Regions from separate parts of the Homo sapiens genome. Here region 1 is linked to region 2. A link is a loop called in an ENCODE intact Hi-C map of the cell type or tissue named here. Cell type or tissue: mammary epithelial cell. All regions are shown on one strand. Links, peaks and the distances in the headings refer to the core of each region. The heading gives the core; the rest is flanking DNA.

Region 1 (11,864 bases), core at 2,391-10,390, 1.1 Mb after region 2:
CCAGGGCAGAGGTGCTGGCAGAGATGTGGGTCTGACCCCTAGGGGATGGATGGTCCCCTTTGACTCTGATCCTTTGGGGCACCCAGCCCCATAGCCAAGCGAAAGGATGCTGTGCATTGAATGAGGAGATCTTGAGAGGGGGATGAAGAGGGAGTGCTCTGGGTAAGCAAACTGATTAGAAAAGTCCAAATGAGCCCAACGGATGCCAGGAAGAGGAAGACAGTAGACTTTGGGAAGCTTGCAACCTTCAAGTCCAGCACTTGGCTGTTTCTAAAGCACTTTTCCCAAGATTATCGCACAGTATACACCTGCTCGGTTTCAAGAGAAGGTCCAAGATTAGAACGAAGGCCAGTCTCAGGAGTGTGCAGCCTAAGCAGTCACACAGCGTCCCACACTTAGAAGGGCTCTGCACGCTTGAATTAATGCTCTACTGCCACTGACTTGAAATGCTTAATAATTTTTAAACAAGGGGCCCTGAATTTTTATTTTGCACTAGGCCCCACAAGTTTTATAGCCAGTCCTAGCTAAAACCTTTATTTTATAAGAGAGAAAGCTGACCCGTAGGGAGCAGATGTACTTAGTCTAAGTTCACGTGACTGAAAGTGCACCTCAGGGGCTAATGCATTTGCACTTAGCTGCTTTCAGGCACCAGCAACTAGACTGAAACAGGCCTTCAGTGTGGGAAGGCATTCCTGGGGTTCCCGTGGCAGAAAGGTAGGGGTAGCTGGAATCACAGCTCCCTCACTTGTTCTAAGGATCCAACTCAGAACTGGAGAAATCCAGGCTTTAGGGAGCTCTCAGGCTCGTAGGGAAGCAGACAGCATTAAGAAAATACAATTGGAATAGGAGCTGAGGAGGTGACAGCAGGACAACACCTGTTAGGGGCTATCTGGTGTCCCCCAAAATTCATATATTGAATTCCTAAGCCCTAGTACCTCAGAATGTGACTGTTTAGACATGGGGCCTTTAAATAGGTAATTAAGATAGAATGAGGCCGTTAGGGTGGTCCCTGATCCAATATGACTGGTGTCCATGTTAAAAAAGGAGATTCAGACACAGACTTGTGCAGAGGGAGAACCATGTGCGGACGCAGGGAGAAGTGGGCCATCTACAAGCCAAGGACAGAGGCCTCAGAATGAACCAACCCTGCCCACACCTTGGTCTCCAACTTCCAGCCTCCAGATCTGGGAGACGATGCATTTTTATGGTTTAAGCCTCCCAGTCTGTGATGCTTTGTCATGGTAGCTGGAGCAGACTAGTATAACATCCTTCATTCCTCCCACTCCTGTGAAATAAAGCCTATGACTCTTTCACAGAGAAAGGGCCCAAGACTTTAAGGGGTTAACTATCTTGCTCAGGGTCAAACCAGTAGGCAGCCATGCCAGGACTTGAACGCAGCTTGATCTGTCCCTAAGCCTGTGTTTTCCACTCCACCAGCCTAGGGGGAATTGCACCCCAATTCGCCCAATTCAGAAGGTCTGAATCCCTTTCCTAGGCATGCCCATCCCTCTGCTGCCCTGTGGGCTCAGGGACTTCCTGGCACAGATCTCCCAACCCCAGACTCAAAGCTTCCCTGTGGTTTGCATTCCTGCCCTAGACTAAGAGGACTGCCGTGGCTGGATCCTTTGACAGAAGGACTCTGGAGCCATATCAACATTTACCCTAACCCTAAGGACCAAACAAAAGAGTGAATATGACAAGCCTTTATAAGTGTCACACACCAGAGTTCCAGGTGCATGGGGTTCATGAACACCAGCACTAAGGGAACATTCTTCCTTTACTATTAAAGTAGCTACATCAGGAAATCACAGATTCTGTTGCCTTTATGTGGAGGAGCAATTCAGCTCTCTCTGTGACTCCCTCATTTCAACCCAGAGGCAGCCAGGTATCTTCCTAAACAAAGAGCTATCTACCCAGGGACAACCATGTTACTCGCCTGAAAAGCAAAAGCAACTGCAGATAGTTAAGGAGATTTTTCTTCTTTCTTCTTTTGTTAAAACAATTTTAGGTTAATGGTGCTTTATTGGGGTATAACATACATACAATAAATTACCCAGATATTGTGTCCAACTTAGTGAAAAATTTAACAAATGTACACTCCCATGGAACCATCATTCTTGTTGATATGGCAGTTGTATTTTTAAATAGAAATCCCACCTTCTTTAGCCAGGCGTGGTGACATGTGACAGTAGTTTGAGCTACTCAGGAGGCTGAGGTGGGAGGATTGCTTGAGCCCAGGAGTTTGAGGCTGCAGTGAGCTAAGGTCACGCCACTGCACTCCAGGCTGGGTGACAGAGCAAGACTCCCATCTTTATTTACAAAAAGAGAAAGAAAATCCCATCTCTCTGCTGCGAGGCTTCCGTGCCATGATGAAGAGAACAAGGGCTGGGGAAGCACAGAGAAGAGTACAAATCCAGCATGGAGGAATCCTGAAAGCATCCCCTCGAGTGTGTGACAGACAGGTAAGCTAGATCTTGTAAAGAGTCTGCTGAGAGGAGACAGGGAATAAAGGGACATTGTAGACATAAGGATAAGCAAAGGCTTAGGGGTTTCCAACAGCTTAGGAGAAAGAGTTCAGAGTAAATACAGCAGAAGATGGCTCATGGGGTGCCATCTGGGGTCAGGAACAGATATGATTATATAAAAATGAAACCAAGCTTGCTGTCTGATTTAGAAGCTATTTCTGCTACCAGAACAGTCAGTGCCTGTCTAACGTTCATGTCAGGTTTTATTGCTTGTGGTCAAAGGCTGTCGCACAGTACACGGAGCAAAGAGCAGAAACTGCATGATTTTTCAGAACAACGTCCAGAATAAATATGAATCTCTGCCTTAAATGGGACATTGCAGAGCAAGTTACATAAAGAATTATCAGTCTAATAGATCACAGCACTAGTTGATCAAAATACTTAACATCAGCTTAGCACGGACGTTTAAAGCAGTCAGCATCAAAGAGATACTTAAAGTTGTAAAACCTAAATGCATGTTTCCCCTCATTGTCCCCACGTCATTTTCTCCCTCTTTAAACGCTTGTCTTACTCTATTGCATAGAATTCATCTTTTTAAGCTGTTTTAAATCCTTTCTGGAAAAATGAAAGTATACAATATACACAGATTACCACATACATAGGTGCATGCCTGTCTGTCTCAGAAACGGCCTATCATTTCACATCAATTTTTAATACCACCCCTACCATAAACCAGATTGCCATATGCACATAAGCCTGTTTCAAGACTATTTCTTCTGTTCCAATAGTCCATTTATTCGTTCCTGGTAGTATACCACACTCTTACTTACTGTATTTTCTTTCATCTAAACAATCAAACATTCTCAAGTCTTTCCCATTAAAAAAAGAAAATTCTCCCACTGCCACCCCCACATGGCCACTAGCTACCATGCTAACTCTCTTTCCACCCTTTTACGGTCACATTTCTCAAAACGTCTGCATGTGGCCCTCTGTTTCCTCAGCCACTTTTCAATCCTAAGCCACGGCAATCTTATTTCTACTCCCACCACACCACACAAACTGCTCTTGCTAAGGTCAATGAGCTTATGTTGCTAAATCCAGAGGGCAAACTCCAGCCTTCACTAGCTTCACCCAGGTGACCACTTCCTCTCCCTTTGCTTCTGTGCCCTTCCATCCTCTTGGGTTTCCTGCAGTTGCTTTCCTTATTTTCCATCCCCCTTCTTGGCCTCTCCTCCTCTTCCCACTTCTTAAACACGGAAGCTCCTAGGATTTCGGGGCTGGGTTACATTCTCTTAACAGGCTCACCACAGTTTACCTAGAAGCACTCCCCCTCATCTATGGCTTCCAACATTACCTGCAACATGGACCATGCTGCATGTTCACCAAACACGGTTTCCTTTTCCTGCTTTACATGCAGTTAGACCACATTTCCTGGAATCCCTTTTGATTATGTGCCACTAGCTTCTGACCAATGGGATGTGGGAAGAAGAGATGTTTAACACTTGCAGGTCTGGCCACTCAAACCTCACACGTGATCTTCCATGTTCTCTCTTTTCATTCATCTGCCAGCCCGGTGCCAAAAAAAAAAAAAAATGCCAGTGGAGATCTCTGAGTGCCTAGGGGCCCCTGGAACTACTGGACAAGAGGAAGCTGGATGTCTAATACCCTGAATAAAACAGAGCCCGGCCTCCACCCCAACCCACCCCCACTGACTTTGAACATGAGTGAAAAATAATCCTTTATTGAGTCAGCTCACTGAAATACAGAAATTGTTTGATGAAGCAATTAACCTGGCCCAACTAATACACTATCTCTATGCTAATGACAACCAAATATTTGCATTATGGGCCTGTTCTTCTAATTATGCATCAAATGATTGACAATGCAGCCCAAACTGATGGGACAGATAGTTTTTTTTTAATAGATTACTAGGAAGTCACAGATATTCATGCATACATTCATTCATTCAATAAATGTTTATCGAGTGCCTACAGGCACCAGATACCGTGCTAGAAACTAAGGTTGCAATGATGAGCAAAGATAAAACCAGTCCATTCACTCACAAAGTTTACTGTGAGCCTGATGACAGCTGATTCTCATGTCTCATTATATTCCAGCTGCGAGAAACTTCTGTAGCATTTGCTGCTTCATGCAAGCCCGCTACCCATAAAACTGAGGCTTCCCCTCTCTAGATCCTGGAATCCACTGTTCTCTCCTCTATGAAAGGGTGCAACTGGATATAATAGTATAACACCCCTTTCTCTTAAGTATTTTGTCAGTTTTTTATTGTAGTAAAATATATATAACACAATCTTTTTCAATGTAACAATTTGTTGCTAATTCAGTGGCATTAAATATATTTACAATGTTGTGTAACTTTTACCACTATCTATACCCCAAAATTGTCACTATCAACAAAAACTCCATGCCCATTCAACAGTAACTCCTCTTTCCCCTTCACCTGAGCCTCCAGTGACCTCTATTCTACTTTCTGTCTCTAAAATTGGCCTATTCTAGGTACCTCATATAAGTGGAATCATATAATATTTGTCCTCTGTGTCTGGTTTTTATCAGGAAGCGTAGTTTTTAATAGTACATCCACGTTATAGCATGTATGAGAGTTTCATCCCTTTTCGTGGCTCAATAATATTCCATTGTATGGCTAGACCATATCTTGTTTATCCACTCATCTGTTGGGATGCACTTGGGTTTCTACTTTTGGCTATAATGAATAATGTTGCTATGAACATTGGTGTATAAATATCTTTTCAAGTCCCTGTTTTCAATTCTTTTGCATCTATATCTTGAAGTGTGATTGCTAGGTCATATCATAATTCTATGCTTAACCGTCTGAGGAACTGCCACACTGTTTCCCAAGGTGGCTGCACCATTTTACATTCCCATCAGCAATAAATCCAGGTTCCAGTTATTCCACATACTTGCCAACACTTGTTATTTTCCTTATTTTTTTATTATAGCCGTCCTAGCGTGTCCTAGCATGTGTGAAGCTGTATCTAAGAACAGTTTTAAGTATAAATGTTATATATGAATACAATTTTGTTCTGACAAATTCAAACCCAGAATAGAATTTAAAAATCCACTTCACTGTAGCCACGTCCAACCTCCTTCCCCTCTCCAGAGAAAATCACTGTTAAAAATTTGGTATGCATCTTTCCTGATCTTGTTCTCTGCATTTGTGTTCTTTTTTTTTCATATATGGATTTTTTTTTATGGCAGAATTTTTATATATTTATAAATCAGTTGGGAAAAGGTAAACTATTCAATAAGTGATGCTGGAACAAATGAGTCTCCATATGGGTTCAGAAGGAAAATTTTGCCACCCACCAAAAAATTAAGATGAAATAGACACGAAACATGGAAAACAAAACTATAAAACTTACAGAAGAAAACACAGGAAAATATCTTCATTATACGTGGGCAAACACAGATTTCTTTTTTTTTAAATTTTATTTTTCCATAAGTTATTGGGGTGCAGGTGGTATTTGGTTACATGAGTAAGTTCTTTAGTGGAGATTTGTGAGAACCTGGTGGACCCATCACCCAAGCAGTATACGCTGCACCATATTTGTTGTCTTTTATCCCTTGACCCCCCTCCCACTCATCCCCCCAAGTCCCCAAAGTCCATTGTATCATTCTGCTTTTTGTTTTGTGTTGTTTTGCATTTGTATTCTTATGTGTGCGTGAATGCAAGATTATGCGTAATGGAAACATAGCCATTCTGTCACTGTCAGTTTTCTTCCTTCTTTCCAACTGTTCCACTGTTGTTGTTGTTTTTTTCTGTTAGAGAAGTTCCACTTCGAAAATTTTGCCCTTTAGCTTGTACTGCTGGTTATAACGTGGTCTTTGATTTCCAGGAAGAGTATGCTGTGTTGGCTGAAGTCACTAGCAGAAGAACTTTGGTGTCTGCCTCATGTAGAATGCATTGCCTAGGTCGTCTCAGGCCTGATCTGAGCTGAACTTCTCCTATCACATATGCCAACAACTCTTTATGCTTCTCTCTTTCTCTGAAATTACCTTCTTTTGTCTGGAAAAAAAAGGAATGAGGAAGATTTTTCACCCCTTCAGAGAAAACAACTATCCAACAGGACGAACGTGGGAAACAGCCAGTGTTTGGTGAGAGATCGCCCTCTGCTGCCTGTGTTAATCAGGGTTCTCCAGAGCAGCAGCCAATAGGAAAGATAGATACATTTGTAAGGAGTAACATAATACATATAAATATACATATTTAAACATATATATTTAGATTATAAATATAAATCTATGTCTATATTATATATAAATATATACAAGTTGGTTATAAGGAACTGACTAACACTGTTATGGAGGCTGGCAAGTTTCCAGATCTGCAGGGTGAGTTGGCAAGCTGGAGATCCAGGAGAGCTGATAATGTAGTTCCAGTCAGAGTTCGAAGGCCTGAGACCCAGGAGAGCTGATGACATAGTTCCAGTCCAAAGCCCAGCAGGCTCAAGACTCAAGAGAAGCCGATGCTGCAGTTTGAGTCCAAAGGCAGGAAAAAGCCAATGTCCCAGTTTGAAGGCCTTCAAGCAGGAGGGATTCTCTCTTACTTGGGGGAGAGTTGGCCTTTTTTTTCTATTCAGGCCTTTAACTACCTGGATGAGGCCCACCCACATAATGGGTGGCAATCTTTACCCAGTCTCCTAACTCAAATGCTAATCTCATCCAGAAACACCCTCACAGACACACCGGGAATGACGTCTGACCAAATGTCTGGGCACTCCGTGGCCCAGTCCAGTTGACACATAAAATTAACCATCACACTAGCCATATGGGCCTTTTAGGGAGCCTGAACCCATAGCAGGAAGCTCTGGTGCCTTGAGCAATTGTCCGGATGGGCATTATAGGCAGTTAAAATTCTAAGCAAGAAAGATTAAGAAAAAAACAAAAGCGTGTAGGCCAAACTGGAGAGAAAGAGAGTGCAGTGGCAATGCTATTCGGGTTTCTTTCCTGCTCAGAACCCCGTGATGACTCCTCATCCCCCATAGAACATACCCTTACCTTATGGGGTTTGTGAGGCCTGACTCACTGCCTGCCTCCTGCTGCCACCACACATGCTTCTTCACTGTTCCTCACTTGTGCCAAGCCTGTTGCTGTTTCAGGGCCTTTGCACTTGCTGTTCCATCTGCCTGGGCACTCTTTCCCAGATCCTTACAGGGCTTCATGGCAAGGCCTTCCCTGACCACCCTCCCCAAAATAGCACCCCCTCCATCCATTTCCGCCTCCTTACCCCCCTTTATTTGTTTGAGCTTGTTTCCTGTCTTCTTCACTAAAATGTAAATTCCACGAGGCCAGGGACTTTATTTTTTTTCTCTGCAAGGCCTGGATCGGAATAGGTGCTAAGTATTTGCTGAGTGAGTGGATAAATGAATAAATGAATAAATGCAAAAGATAGAAGGAGGGGACAGATCTAGTGATGGATAAAAAGCACATACGAAATGGTGTGGATCCTAACGAATAATTAATCTGGGGAAAGCTAAAGCTGAAAATGAATTGAGGCTTTAAGAAAATGCTGAAGACAGATAAGTAAAATGCCTTTTAGTCAGTGTAAGGAAGTGTGAGAGCAATTTCTTGGAAGAAAATAAATCCTCTTTTGTTGGCATTTTTCCTTCCAGAAGATTGATCTTCAAGCTAAAGAAAAGTTGGAGGAGAGGGAGGAGAGAGAGCGGGAAATCCAGACAGCTGGTGAAGTTGCTAGATCCCAGAGGCTCCAAGGAGCGATTGATTGCAGGGGATGTCTAGATAGTGACAGAGAAAGCGTCATAGAGATCCCCAGGCCCCAGAGCAGCAAGGAAGCAGCAGCCTCATGCCCTCAGGCATGGCATAAAAATAATGCTAGAGCTGCCTCACTGAAAAAAATCCCGAAGGGCCAGGAAGCAGGCTGAACTCAGCCAATGTCTGTATGGACAGAGGATCTCTAAACCAGCCCCCACCCCCAAACACACACACACACACACACACACACACACACACACACACACACACAGAGCTATGGCACAATGCTATGGGTTTGCATATTTTTCTCCATGCCCCCCAGAATGATGTCCAAATCTAGAGCAGTGGGTGTGAATCTTGGCTCGTGAACTCTTTGAACAAATCTGATGAAAATTGCCACATGTGCATTATTTCAGGGAATTTAAGGAAATTTCAGGAATTCTCCTCCAGGCGATTCATGGACACCTGAAATCCAAGTGCCCCAGGTTAGAAACTCCTGTTCTAAGGGTATATTCCTCAATTGCAGCACTTGGATTAATGATGTAACTCCTTAACCCTAGAGTTGAAGATTGCAGCCAAATTCTTAGTGTATTCATTCAACAAATATGTATTGATTGACTGTCATGTAGCTTATTTAATCCTCACAACTGCCCTTGAAGTAGATTATATTAATACCACCCTCACTCTTGACAGATGAAACAAACGAGGTACTGGGGCTTTGGGTAACTTGCTACAGGTCACTCATTTTGCACTAGTCACTAGTAGGAGCAGAGCCAGTGGTGGAACCCCAGAAATTCAGCTTTAGAGACATTTTACTGCTACCCCACGATGCCTCTTACGAGGTTGGCATCTGTCTTTCAGATAGCCCCGTTCACCCTGAAAACATGTCTCTTAGACTACATATAGTAGGTTAGACATGAAAATCCCACCACCAACGACATCCGGAGGCTCTGTCACCCTGCCTCTGCTTATTCATCGTTCCCATGGTTTGCTGACTCAGTTTTAATCATTGGTTTACCTTCTGGATCTATTTGTATGAGGGATTGCACAAATATTTCCCCACATCCAACATCTCGCAAGGAGATGGACTCACGTGCATGTTCAAGTTCAGTCTCCAAGTTGAGAAGAAAGCTTTCTGGTAGCAATGCTGCACACACCCAGGGGCTCATGGATCTCTCAGGAGAGGCCACATCCAGTGTCCATGAAGTCATGAGTTCTGCAGCATAGATTCCAAGTTCAGCTTTTGTTTCATCAACATTACTGTGTGCACTTCTGGTTGAGACACTTAGGGGAACAGAGAAAGTTCTTCAGTAAAAGAGAGGATGTATGAGCTTCCTGTGGCTTCTGTAACAAAGTACCCATGGACTGAGGAGTTAAACAACACAACTACATGGTCTTGCAGTTCTGGAGGCTGGAAGTCAAAGATCAAGATGTCAGCAGGGTGAGCTCCTTCTGAGGGCTGTGAAGAAAGGATGTGTTCCAGGCCTCTCTCCTTGGCATGAAGATGACTGTCTTTGCCCTGTGTCCCTTCACATCATCTTCCCTCTACACGTGTCTGTGTCTCTGTCCAAATTTCTCCTTTTATAAGGAAATAAATACTGTAAATATATATATATTTTGCACTATAATACTGGAAATATTTATATATTCCTAGTGTTTATTTATATATGTATATTCCCAGTATTCATATATGTATATATTTCCAGTATTTATTTATATATTTATTTGATATAAGGAAATACTGGTTGTATTGGATTAAGGCCTACTGTTGTAAACTCACTCTAACTTGATTACCTCCACAAATACCCTACCCCCAAATAAGTTCACCTTCTGACGTCCTAGCAGTTAAGACACCAACATATGAATTTTAGAGGTCACAATTCAACTCATAACAAGGGATAATGGTCAGGAAGAAAAAGAGCCACAGAATGCTAGACATTTTTAATGAGTTAATAAATCCTTGCTATAGGATCAACAAACTTAGTAAGTTAATAAACCTGATGATGGATGGATGGAGCATTGTACCAGGCACAAAGCCCGGCTATGATGACATCAAAGGCACCCTGCTCTCTTCTGTTGAGAAGTGTTCAAAGTAGTTAGGGAGTCTCAATGAGCCCATGTAGCAGGTAAGCAATCTTGATCGCTCACACTCAAAAATGCAAATGTATCATTTTGTTCACTTATAGCTAGACTTAATAGGGTATCCATTCAAATGACCTGTCATTCCATCAGTGCCCACACCTGGTGACTTTTTCCAAGGGGTCCACAGCCCCACCAGGATTCTCCCCACTGTGGCATTATCTCCATCACACCCCAAGGCTAGATGAGACCACAGCCCTCCAAGGCTAAATGAGACCACAGCCCTCTTGGGGCACTAGGAAGATCCAGCTTAAACCACTGCTGAATTCAAGGTAATTTAGTGGCACTGCCTCAGAACCTCTCTGTCCTGGCACCCCACCTAGTGGCAAGGGACATATCTGCAAGACTGCTGTCTTCCAGAATTCCAGCTGGGACGCAGTCCTCTATTTGAAAACAAGTTTTCTGGAAGGAGGGAGCTCTGAGGAGGAGTTTCACAAGGAGAAGAACACAGATTTGGGATAAGATGGGGGGACAATATTTCAGTAGGGACAATGACAGAGACATGAGTACATATATATATAGCAACTAACTTTATATGAAGGGAAACACACATAGACATGTATTAAGGACACGGTGTCCAAGTCAGAGGGAAAAAGAAAAACAGGCTAATTAATGAGCAGCCATCATCTGTGGCAAAGAGGCATCAGGCTCTACGCTAGCCTTTGTTTGCTGTCTTTGACCTCTCTGCACCTTTGTTTTCTAGATGAGCAAACTGAGGCTTGAGGGGGTTGAATCCTTTCCCCCAAAACCACAGCTGCTGGGTTGAAGAGTTGGGATTTTAACCAGGGGCGGCTGAATCAAAAGGCTAGGTCTCTTCCCTGAGCAAAATAATGGCATGACAAAGACAGTACTGCAGATTGTCTTGGGAAAAGACAGGACAGGGAAATCAGCTAGGAGGACATTTCAGCAATCTGAATTTGAGTTGAGGTGGTGGCTTCAGAAATGAAAAAGAAAGGGGTGGATGAGTGTGAATACTGTAGGGAAAGTCTGGGTGACATATAAGGCAAAGACAAAAAAGAAAATGAAAATGACATCAATCCTCTAAACCACTGCATCAGAAAGATAAAGGCAAACGGTGGTGGTTAAGGAGAGGCTTGGAAGACCAGATGACTGGGAGGCTGCAGGGAAAAGCTAGAAATGAGGGTAACTTTAGCTCCAGATACAGCAAGTGCTGATGGCGATGTTCTTTGAAATGGGTCCACAAACCCACATAAGAATTTGGAGGGCTACTGACAGAGATTTGGGTCAGCAAATGGGTCCGATATGTCCGAGCATGGCACACAAGGATGATGTCTCAGCTTCACAGCTGCAGCTGATGCAGAGGCACTATTTTTGCTACAACTGAAGATGTGGCCATTCCAGCGGCTTCCAGCATGTAGGACGATGAACTAAGCAGGTCATGAGACATGGAGTGGAGAAAGGAGCAACCTGCTGTAAGATACTTCTCACTAATGGTGATGGAGGAGCTAGCTCAAAAAGGGGTAGCTTCTGCACTGTGCAGGAACTTGA
Region 2 (11,864 bases), core at 2,072-10,071:
GGTCCTGGGGGTTTACAATTTCAACATATGAATTTTAGGGGGACAAATTTTGGCTCATAATGCTCCACTCATGAGAGGAAGACTCTGTTGCTCCTTCCTCCAACCTAAGCACATGATGCACATTCTGGAAAATCTTGAAGGGTGAACATCATAGCTTCTCTGAGATGCTGGCAAAGACAGAGGGGCACCTTGTCAGTCTCCAACCAGTCCCCAAAGCAGTTTCTTCCCTGCCAAGCTGGACAGACTTGGGACAGCTGCCAAAAGTCTCCACAGGGCAGGTGAGTTGGGAAAGGAGAAGTGGGCTTCAGAATGCTTCTTCCAGGGTTCTTCTGTGGGAAGTGATGTGAGAACCCAAAGCCTGAAGAATAGACACAACGTTGGTGCCCCACAGGTTGTTTTTACAGACAAAATACATTGTTTTGGGGGATCACAACACCGCCAGCTCCAATGACATTAACTTTCAGCATTTTCTCTGAAGAGCTCAAACTGTGTGATGGGTTCGGTTTCACTAGGATTTCCGAGCTATAAAAATAGAGACTGGGTAACATTTCATATCAGGCTGGTTGCATGGGGTCACAGGAGCCCAGTGGGTGGGCAATTGGTGGTGGCACTGCTGGGTCCTTGGGCTGATAGGACATCTAGGGGTGGGTGCTGGCAGAGCATGGTGCTCCACAAGCTGGGGCATGCAGGTCCTGGCTGTCTGGAGCTCTGGGCATAGCTGGGTGGGGGAAACATCAGAACAGCTGTAGCAATAGTGCATGATGAACTTTATGCTAGGGGAAGTCCAGGGGGGTGGGGCTGGGGGCTTCCAGAGAAAGTCTTCCTGAGGAAGCCACGGCCAACCAAAGTGAAGGATGGGTAGCAATCAGCCAAGCAAAGACCATGGAAGACAATTCAGACAGGCAGAGGGGCAGCACGTGAAGAGGCCTGGAGTTCAGCAAGTCCATCTTGGTTTTAAGGAAACAGAAGACAGGGTAGCATGAGGGGAAAGACCTGTGCAAGATGAGATTTGCAAGATACATGGAGGTCGGCCTATGTGAGGCCCTTTAGGCAGTATTCAGAGCTGTAGTCTTTACCCTAGTGATAAGCGAAGGCCACCAAGGGGTGCCTTAAGGAGCAAGCGGGCATGGCCAGGCATGCTCTGCCAGCCATGTGGAAAACAGGCTGCAGGAGCCGAAGAATAAGAGAAGTCAGGGAGGTCAGGTTATTGCCATCGCCCAGGCAAGAGACAGCGCTGGGATGGATGAGGCTGATGACGGAAGAGACAGAGAGAGATAGACTGTTGAGAAGGTTTTTACTCAAACTTTGATGGGCACAAGACTATCTGATTGCTTAGAATGTAGATCTCCAGACCCCACCCTCAGAGTCTGATACCTTGAGTCCAGGGTTGGGCCAGCCATGTGCATTGTGACCAAATCACTCAGTTGATTCTTCTGCAGGGGATCTTTGGGTCACATTGGAAGAAACACTGAATTCTCTATTCAGGAGGCAGAACCATGCATGGTGACTGATTGCGTTGGGAAGGGGTAGTGAATAATCCCAGAGGACTTTCAGGTTTAGGGGCTCAGACAGTAGAGTAGATGGTAGGGCCATTCCCTGGAAAGGGTCACAGTTGAGGAAGAGCAGGTTTAGGGGAGCAAAAGACCACAGGTTTGAGTTGACGTGTTGCATGTGTGGTGTATAGCGCATTTGAGTGTAGTTGAGGAGGGAGGCCTAGGCTGCAACAGGAGAGATCAGAATTGCTTGAGGTCCCAGAAAGACAACAAGTGGTCTTGAGTGTGGACCTAATGGCCCAGGAGGGAGGCCAGACAGGTGGGAAGAAAAGCACTGGCATATGGAGCCCTGAAAACCGAAGGACTAGAGTGTTTCTAGAAGGAGACAGTGGACAATGATGTGAAATGCTTTCAAGAAGCCAAGGAAGATGACAGCCAAAGTGAACTCATTGTATGGAGCCATCAGGGGGTCATCGGTGACCTCGGCAAGGGGTGATTTCAGTTCCATGGTGACTGAAGAAGCCAGACTAGAATGAGCAGTGGGATGCCTGGAAGGTAACAAGTGGAGACAGTGCATATGATGGAGGCAACACTTTCCAGGAGTTGAGAAAGTTTAGCGGCAAAAGACAAGATGCTAAGGGGGGATTGTTTTGTTTTTTAACATTCAGGTCATTCCAATCCAACCACTATTTAGTGATCTTCTAATATGCCAGGAAGCACGCTAAGTGCTGAGGAGCCAGCAAACAAAGCAGACAAGGTCTCTGTTGGTCTCTATCTTCTAAGAGTGAAGGGCAGGTCAGAGTAGAATAGGGGCTGGAGGATGTTTTCTGAAATGCTCTGGAGCCACCTCCTCCTTGGGACTTCCTCTTGGTCTAGCGAGCACCCTGGAGTGTTAGTGTGATGGCCTTGGTTTATCACTGAATCAGTGAACTGGATCATATCTCAGCCCTCTCTTCCCGCCTCTGTCCAGCTTTTCCATCTGTAAAATGGGGGCATACTGGGAATAGTAACCACTTCATAGATGGGAACACCTGTCATTAGCTTCCTGTCTGAAAAAAAAACCCATGCAGCTTCTCAGGGCTGTGCTTCCCACCTTGGGCCTTCTTCCTCCTCTCCAACATCTTTCTCCAGCTTGGAGGGGCAGCTGCTGCTTGTGTTTTGAGCAGGTCATTTTCTGAGGTTTTGTACCACATTTTCTACCTCTTCCTTCGGCCTCTGATTCTCCTGATTTTTACATACACATCACAATTCAGTCATTGGGCACAGAAACAATTAAAAGCAGATGCATTTTGATCTGAGGAGTCACCACACAGCCGAGGCCAAGGATTTTGTGAGGTCACCTTGCTCAAACCCCCTTCCTGAGGATCAGGAAAGAGACTCTTTCCCACCAGCTCCCAGGGATCTCTGGACATAAGAGCAAAGTGCCCTAGCCTCTCAGCTGGGGGCAGGGTGACACTGGGCCACAGTGTGACAGATAGGCAGGAAACAAACCCCTCTGGGTCTCTGAACCTTCTGCCAGCTTTTGGGGGAAGGATTTCTTGGGCCAGTGAAGAGAAAAGGAGAAGGCAGAAGAAGGAGCAGGCAGTGACAGCAACTGGCTGCGCTGGGAGGCGAATTTCCCCTCTTTCTGGGTGCTGTTCTTTGTCACATGCAGGGTGGTCCCGAGTTGTTTCTAAGGCAGTCAACCAACAACAATTACGCTGAGCTCTTTGCAGCTCCACCTGAGCTGCTGAGAGAGCCTTCCTTTCTCAGGGGGAATCTCAAGGTGCTGTTCTGAAGGAACTCAGAGGCACAGCAGGATGGTCTCTGGACCCCTAAGCCTGGAGGACTGGGTTGTTTGGGAACCACTTAGCATCTCAGCAACCGCAGTCCTACCTGCTGGTTTGAAAGCCAAGGCTGACTCTGTGTCTGCATCTTTAACTTCCTTCTGCTGAAGCTGCTCCTCCCCCACCCCCCAGACTGTGCCAGAGTTTCCACCCATGCAGGGAAGACGTTTCTACTGATCTCAGCCCCCTTGGGAGGTAGCGAGCTGCCCCAGGAGGTGTGCAGTCAGAGGCTACAGAGGCCAGGGACATTGCTTGGGACAGATCTCCCTTGCGCCCCTCCTTCTTAGGTTTGCCAAGCTATAGTGAGCACCCACCACACTCCAAGACAGGCAGAGTGCAGCAGGGTTAAGGGCATGGCCGCCACACAAACAACTGCCTGCTACTGTCCCCACAGAGAGATGGACTTCTTTCCTGTCCATTTGATTCTCTGTTCACTACAGCATGAACTTCGTGAGGACAGGGACCTCATCTCCATCCCCAGTGTCTAGCACACAGGCAATCTTGATTCAAGGCAGAAAGCTAGAAATCAAGGTGGCTCTGTCCCCATGGGAGTGGGTCCTAAGGGCTGCCCTAAGTGGCCCTGTTACTTTTTATTTCCCTCTCTCTGCTCACAAGGTGGCCTTCCTTCCCTGGGCCAGCTATGGTCCCTGCAGTTTGACCCTGAATCCTTCTGTCTGTCCTTCCTGCCTCTTTAAGGAGAGGCGGGAGAGATGCAAGACTCTGCTAGTCTCCTTTCCCCTTCCTCTCTGGCGCAGGGAGGGCTTTGTGGCTCCAGGGATGACCTCAGTACCAGCTGCTTCCAGGAGCAGGAAGGAGAATTGTTTACAGGTCCATAAGGTTCATTAACAAGCCAAGAGGAAGCTCTCAGCTGCCTGAAAGATCCAGGTGCACCCATTTGCTTGGGTTTGGGGCTGTAGCTGCCTGAGACTGGGCTCTCAGCAGGGCTGGGAGATAGGAAGTCATCACACCCAGTGGCTTTTTTTACTTTCCTTCAAGACATTTGGCTTCAACGACCTCTTACATAAAGCCCCAATATAAGAAAGTGGTAAGAGCTGAGCTGCTCTGGATGAAGAACAGTAGAGTCTGCCTTGAAGCCCAGGCAGCCCCCACACACCTCCCTGAAACTTCCACGTGAACATGGGAAACTGAGGCTCCAAGCAGGTGAAGCAACCTGCCTAAGATGTCCCAGTGGCAGGGTTCTGAGTCACTCACAGATGTGCTGATTTTGGGCTAGGTTCCTGCCATCTCCTGCTGCAGCTTGCAAGGGAGGTGGGAGCTGGGGGCAGACAGAGCTGCGACCCTGAGCCGCTGGGAAATGGAGCAGAGTGCTCAGCTGACTGAACAGCTGGAAGAAGCTAGTGGTTGGAAGGCACTGTTGGAGGCAGATGATCAGGCTGGCTGGGGGCAGGCAGAGAAGACAGACAGACACAAGGGCAGATGGACAGGTAGGCAGGCAGCAGCCTGAGTTGGACACCTGCTCCGTGGGTGGCTGGATGCCCTCTAGGTTTCAGCAAAAGCTTGGATGCAATTAACTTTATTTGTTTGGTCCCCAGTGGAGGCTCTGTGCTCACGATCCCCCTTAGGGAAAAAGATGATACATTTCCTTTGGAGATACTTAGCTTGAAAGGAGGGAGAGTTTTTGTCTTATTCTTTTCTGTTAATAAAATAGCTCTTATTTTAATAAAGATCCAAACCCTCCAGCAGACAGTTCATGGGAAAGAAATACAGAAGATCAATAAACATATGAAAAATTGCTCAGGATTATTCATAATTAAAGTAATATAAATTAAAGCAACAATGAGATGGATATCATTTTTCACCCATTAAGCCTTTTAAATAGTTGCATAATATTCCTGTTGATCAGACTGGGAAGAAACACGGACTTTCTTCTAGGTGAGGCTTCACTTTGTGCAGGCTCTTTGGAGGCTCCTTTGACAATATTGGTCCATATAGGTCAAAATCATCAACACACATACCCTAGAACCCCACAATTCCACTTATAGGCACCTGCTGTGCAAACCCATTTACCTATGTGTGCAGAGAGACATGTTCAGGAATGCTCAGTGCTACATTGTTTCTAAAAATATAAAAGCTCTAGACACCCAAAATATCCATGAGCAAGTCAATAAAGGAGCAAGGGGAGGCAGCTGTGTAGGGAAATGCTATGCTGGGCTGAGAAGAAATGAGGTAGATTTGTTTTCACACGGAGAGATTCCCCAAAGCACATGGTTCACTTGAAAAAATAAGTTGCAGAATATGGCACACACCTCAGATGTAGGTGATCTCAATTGTGCAAAACACTGAACACTGAAAACATATAGACACACATACAAGCCAGGTATGTTCTGGACCCTTCTTTCCCCTATGAAGAAGCATCTGTTGAACCTTTGGGTGAGCAGAACCTTCCACTGGAGTGTTAGGGCTCTGCAGCCTGTTATGTACACTTGGCCATGTGCCATCTTCCTGGACCCAGGCACCGTGTGAGACTTGAAAGGTCTCTCTCTGTATCCCAGGTGCTCTAGTCCTTCGAGGCCCTGAGGTTAGCACACAGACTTTGGGGTAGGGGGCTTTTCAGAATGGTTGGAGTACGAATTTAGGGCCATTTCAAAAGGAGATTACCATGCAGATGATAATTATGAAATTATAATTAGCTAGCATGCTAAGAGACAAGTTCAAAGGCACATAGCAAACTCTCGTCACCTCCAAGTTGTCCTTGGCACTCAATCCAAGAAAGGAAGGCATGCTAAGGGGGTGAGATGCTGGGGTTTTTGAGTGGCATTGGGGGTTCAGGGATTGGGAAGGAATTCTCCCACCCTCTTTGCTTGGCTTTAGGTGGTGGATTCCTATGCCACCAGGGGGCAGTGCCTCCACATGCACCTGGACCCTGTGCTCCTGTGCCCAAGAAGCCCCACCAGGGCCAGTTGATAGCGAGACAGAAATCTGGCCTCCATAGCCCGAGGCCCTGTGGCAAGCCAGTGCCCACACTGCTCTAGCTTTGCTGACTTCTGAGTGCTCCTCACAATCCAGCCACCCTGTAGGGAGGCTTGTCCATGGGGGAGACTGACACCAAAAGAAGCGAGAAACTTGCCCAAGGTAAAATCTTGAAGTCATAGTGAGATAAGATTGTCAGATGGAATACAGGATATGCAGCTAAATTTCAATGTCAAATCAATCCATGAATCATTCTTTAGTGTAAATATGTCCCAAAAGTTAGTGTACGAGAGAATACTTATACTGTTGTTTATCTGAAATTTAAATGTACTTCGTACCTATATTTTCATTTGCTCAATCTGGCTGGGCTTCCCAGGCTCCTGAATCCCACTGAGCTGAGCACACTCAGCAGTTTCTCTGCTCCCAAGGTGGCCCTCCAGAAAGCTCGAATTTCATCACAGCTGCTCCACTGGATCTGGGAAGGGCTTCTTTGGGGCCCCCAGGAATGCAGGCAGGGCCTATATCAGCTCTGGTTCCCAAGCTGGACAGGTGAGGTGGGGGCAGGGGGCAGGCAGCCTCAGACCATGCCGCCCTATCTCAGCTACTCCTGGCCCCTTCGTTTCCACTTTCTCTCCCTTCCTTCCTTCCTTCCTTCCTTCCTTCCTTCCTTCCTTCCTTCCTTCCTCCCTTCCTTCTTCTTTTCCTCCTTCCTTCCTCCTCTTCCTCCCACCTGGCCCAGGGGCTCTGGGGGAAGAAGAGGCTATTTGTAAAAGGAACCTTATATAAACCTGTCCTGATTCCTTTTACAAATAGCCTCCTATTCCCCCAGGGGCTCTGGGGTTGTTTCCTAGAATGAAGGGTTCACCACAGGTAGTTGTAGCAATCAGGGTTTTCCAGAGAAACAGAACTGATAGGATGTATATATGTATGTATGTATGTATGTATGTATGTATGTATGTATGCATGTATGTATGTATATATCTGCATATGCACAAGTATATAGAAATTTATTTTAAGAAATTGGCTTATGCGATTGTGGGGCTGACAAGTCTGAAATGTGCAAGGCAGCCCTGCAGGCTGGCAACTCAAGGAAGAGTTGACATTGCAGTCCTGGGGTAGAATTACCTCTACTTTGGGAAACCTCAGTCTTTGCTCTTCAGGCCTCTCAGCTGATTGTGTGAGGCCCACTCACATCATCGAGGATGGGTCTCTACTTTATTTCAAGTCCACTGGTTGTAGATGCCAACCACAGCTACAAAATGCCTCCACAGCAACACCTAGACTAGGGTTTGATGGAGTCACTGGGGACTAGAACCTGGCCAGGTGACACATAAACCTGACCATCACAGTGGTCTAATCAGTAGGGAAGCTGAGGGAGAACTGGGACTTAGAAGGTGCAGGGCCTGAGGCCCCTGGGGGTTCTAGTGGCTGCAGTCAGGTCCCACCTCTCTTGCCCTTCTCTCCCTTTGTTATGGCTCCTGCCTAGGCTGACCTACTTCAGGAAAAGGCTACCTCCCGTGTCTGGGGACTCTGGATGGGGGAGGTAGGATACGCTCTCCAGAGAATCCCTTCTGAAGGTGTGGTATGGCCTGGATTGCTAGCACCTAACTCTGTTGTGGCCACTGTTGGCTCTCGGACCCTGTGCCAATCCCTGTTTCTTCATAGAAATGATGGAGGGTGGACCCCACCCTTCTCCCCATGGGCTAAATATGGAGATTCATGAGCCAGAGCAGTTCTCACAGGCAAAGGCACGGAATTGTATCTCTTCTCCTAAGTTGCTTACAGAGTAGCAGAGGAGAAGGCCACTGACCTAGCCAGCAAGATACAATAGAAACAGAAAGTACTGTGTCCAAGGCCTCAGCCTAGAGAGGGAGTCTCACTCCACCCCCAGATCTGACTATATCTTCCTTGAGCTCCTGTTTCCGGAAGAGGTGATTTTCTGAGTGTGACTCCTCTGTTCCTGGCACCCTGTGCATCCTTAGCCATAGCTTACAAGAGAACAGCTGGTTGTGATGGCAGGAGGCCCTCCCAACACCAAGGCGGAGATGGAAATGTCCCTGGCAGAAGAACTGAATCATGGACGCCAAGGGGAAAACCAAGAGCACCTGGTGATAGCAGGTGAGGATCCCCTAAAATACCCCTAGGCTACAGCCAACTGTGTAGATACGTGTCTATACCTGTGCATGTGTGTGTTGGAAAAGGTGCATGTGTGCACGGAAGTGTTTGCACATCTGTGTGTTGGCCGGGCTTCGAGGATTTGTGGGTTGATGTAAGGGAGCTAGGGGAAAAGGGATAGATGATGTGAGCATTTTTCCCTGGGAGGGAGGAGGATGGGAACAACATGTGTAGTACCTCTGTCTCCCCCTTATCCAAGCCACCACAGTCTCTGTTGCAAAATACTCAGAGGGCTCAAATTATGAGACCAGAGATCAATTCTCTCTCCCAATCCTCCAATTCATTTTCCTGCCATTTGGAGGAAAATCCAAATTCCATGATCTATAAGATTGTATCAGCCTCCTCAAAACGTTTCATGCTATGATATAGACAGAAAATACCATTTCTATAGCACACAAAGGGATCCAGATCACATTGCATTTATGTTTGTTCTTACGATGCTCCAAGCCTGCTTCTTCCCCCAAAGACCTTGCATTTGCTGTTTCCTCTGCCTGGAATGCTCTTTCCCTCAATTTCCCAGGGCTGGGTCCTTTTTTTCCTTCAGGTCCCCACCTCAATTGCTGTCTCCTACTTTTCTAGGAGGAGCCCTTTCCTTCCACTATGTTACCCTGTTTTGATCATTTATGGAGCCTGCATCTCTCTGTCTGCATTTGCAAGGATAGATTGCTTTCTGTTTTACACCTGTCATTCCCCCTTATACACAAACAGATGGTCAGTTCCTTGATAGCTGGAATCTTGTTCTTGGTCATTGGTCTCTAGGTTACTGGAGAGTAACCTAGTCTCGAGCTCAGCCCTCAGGAAATTCCGGTTTAACTTTTGAACAGATGAACAAACTGAGACCTGGGATCAGCTGATGGACAGTGGTTAATGGGTGCTGAGTGATTCCCAAGAAAGCTGGAGACTCTGTCTTCTTTTTGGTGTGTTTTGTGCCCAAGAAACCCTGGTGCAACTTCTATGGGTGCTCCTGGAGCTTCTGTTCTTCTCTCTAGAAATGATGGAGCTTGGATCTCGGTCCCGGGGTGCCTCCCAGAAGAAGCAGAAGTTGGAACAAAAAGCTGCTGGCTCTGCTTCAGCCAAACGAGTTTGGAATATGACTGCCACCCGACCCAAGAAAATGGTACTGTATGGGGTCCTCAGCACTTGGTGGCCAGGTTGGGGTTGGGAGTACTGGTTGTAGGGGCTCTAGCCTGACCAGGTCAGGCAGGGCTAGACGTTGACTTGTGAGGAGGAGGAAGCTCCTGTGCTCCAAGCTGGCAAATGAGGACAGGAAGTTCCAATTAAAGGTCAGGGTCATCCTTTCCTATGCTGGGGGTTCAACCTTGGGAATTCAGAATGCCTGAAACAAATATTGCATGGGGAGTACATAAATACTTTACTCTATAAATCTATTGTGTGAAATAACGCTTTCCTGTATTTAAAATTATGTGTGTGGTACGTGTGTGTGTGTGTGTGCGCGTGTATACACACAATAAGTCAGGTGAGGCTCCTATGCTTTCTGGCTGTTAAGAAATCCAGTCAAGTGGACTGGCATGGTGGCTCATGCCTGTAATCTCAGCACTCTGAGAGGAGGAGGCGGACGGATCACTTGAGGCCAGGAGTTCGAGAACAGTCTGGCCAGCATGGTAAAACCCCGTCTCTACTAAAAATACAAAAATTAGCTGGGCATGGTGGCACATGCCTGTAATCCCAGCTACTCAGGAGGCTGAGGCATGAGAATTGCTTGAACCTAGCAGGCAGAGGTTGCAGTGAGCTGAGATCATGCCACTGCACTCCAGCCTGGGCAACAGAGTGAGACTCTGTCAAGAAAGAAAGAAAGAAAGAGAGAGAGAGGAAGGAAGGAAGGAAGGAAGGAAGGAAGGAAGGAAGGAAGGAAGGAAGGAAGGAAGGAAGGGGAAAAGAAAGGAAAAGGAAAGAAAGAAAGGAAGGAAGAAAGGAAGAAAGAAAGAAAGAAAGAAAGAGAGAAAGAAAGAAAGAAAGAGAAAGAAGAAAGAAATCCAGGCAAGTGAATCTGACTATTTTGTAGGCAATCCTTTTAAGCTACATTCAATATGGGTGAAGGAATGTTCTAGAACAAATAGTGGCTATAATGTTGCAAATGATATTGGGAAAACACAGTCATTTTGGAGGGGGAGGGAAACCTGACTATTCTACAGAATTAAGTGAGTCCCACAGTTCTGTATCCAATCATTTTAGCTAGCTACATTCACTGTAGGTAAGGGAAAGTTTTAGAAAAATTGTTGTTATGCTGTTGCAAAGGCTGCTGGGAAAAGGCAACAAGATTGGAGAGGGAGGGAGGCCTGACTGCTCCAGGAAATCATGTGAGTCCCATAGTTCTGTACTTTAAGCTACATTCATTGTGGGTGTTGAATGTTCTAGAAAAATGCTGGCCACATTGTTGCAAAGGATACTGAGCCATTTTGGAGAGGAGGTAGACCTGACTGTTTTAGGGAATCACGAATCCCATCATTCTGTAGCCAGTGCTTTTCACCACATTCAGATGGATGAGGGAAAATTTTAGAAAATGGTGGCTTTACTGTTACCACAGTGAAGTTTGAAAGTTACTGGGGGGCAATAAGGTTGGAGAGGGAGGGAGACTCGATTGCTGAAATGATTTATTGGGTGGCCCCAGTGAAGAATGAGAAAAAAAGCTTCCAGGTTAGAGGTTTCCTGGGAATAAAAATAAGTCAAATATTGAGTTGACTTTTTGTGTCCAAAGACAGAAGCCAAATCAAGTTGCTCCAGGAGGTCAGGCTCCTGCAAACCACTAATGTCCCTGAGACTAGGGGAGATATAATCTCTGGTTTAATTAAAGTTGACTACAAGGGCTAGAGGTAGACTGTTTGAAAATATAGACATTATATTGAATTTATAAATTAAATTTAGAAATTTAGAATTAGGAAATCTAATTTACTAATTCTATTTATTTATTAATTCATTCATTCCTTTATTTTTGAATAAAACAGTTAATGGAACTGCCTCTAGGAGAACCATAATATGCAAGGGTGAGAAAAGTTAATAATGCTATCCTGCTGACTTGGAAAAAAGCAGTGTGCCTTTAAAATTACATGGAAATTAAAATAACATTTTTTGAAATGATTAACAGAGAGAAGTTGGGACTTGGTGGGTTAACAACAAACTATGTTATCTGAAACAAACAAACAAATTCCAGCCATCAGCCATTCATCCTTATTTTTTGCCTTCAAATCTCTCAAAATTTTTTTTGTCCTTCTGATTCCAATTTATAGGAAAATCAAGCAATGGTCTGAAAATTTTTCTAAGAGACATCATTGATCAAATTATAGTCATGGGGTCTCCCTAATACCCATTATCTTTTTAATGCAATTTTTGAAGTATCTTAAGAAAATAAAATATTGTGACCATGAACTACGGTTCATAAAAAAGTTGCACCAATATCTGTGTGCTCCTCTTGAGAAAGATT

The links. Hi-C counts contacts between places; a loop is a spot of excess contacts. Peaks named below come from ENCODE experiments on the same cell type or tissue, not always from the same donor. Only the 100,000 strongest peaks of a DNase experiment are listed, where the experiment ranks them.
Region 1: a loop joins it to region 2, with 38 times the contacts of the local background. A loop is called at or near these places in 4 of 110 quality-filtered maps.

Annotation. Positions count from the first base shown.
Region 1 is chrX:152,810,680-152,822,543 of GRCh38, forward strand. No RefSeq gene overlaps it. Among named protein-coding and RNA genes, the nearest start is that of CETN2, 14 kb to the right of the region's middle. RefSeq lists an enhancer at 8,515-9,714. In mammary epithelial cell, for the core only: a CTCF peak has its summit at 6,612 (motif pointing left); no DNase peak of the experiment used is centred there.
Region 2 is chrX:151,707,858-151,719,721 of GRCh38, forward strand. It overlaps FATE1 (fetal and adult testis expressed 1), which reads left to right and starts at 8,178. Exons shown (of 5, transcript NM_033085.3): 1 at 8,178-8,368; 2 at 9,415-9,542. The coding sequence starts at 8,263. In mammary epithelial cell, for the core only: a CTCF peak has its summit at 6,175 (motif pointing right); no DNase peak of the experiment used is centred there.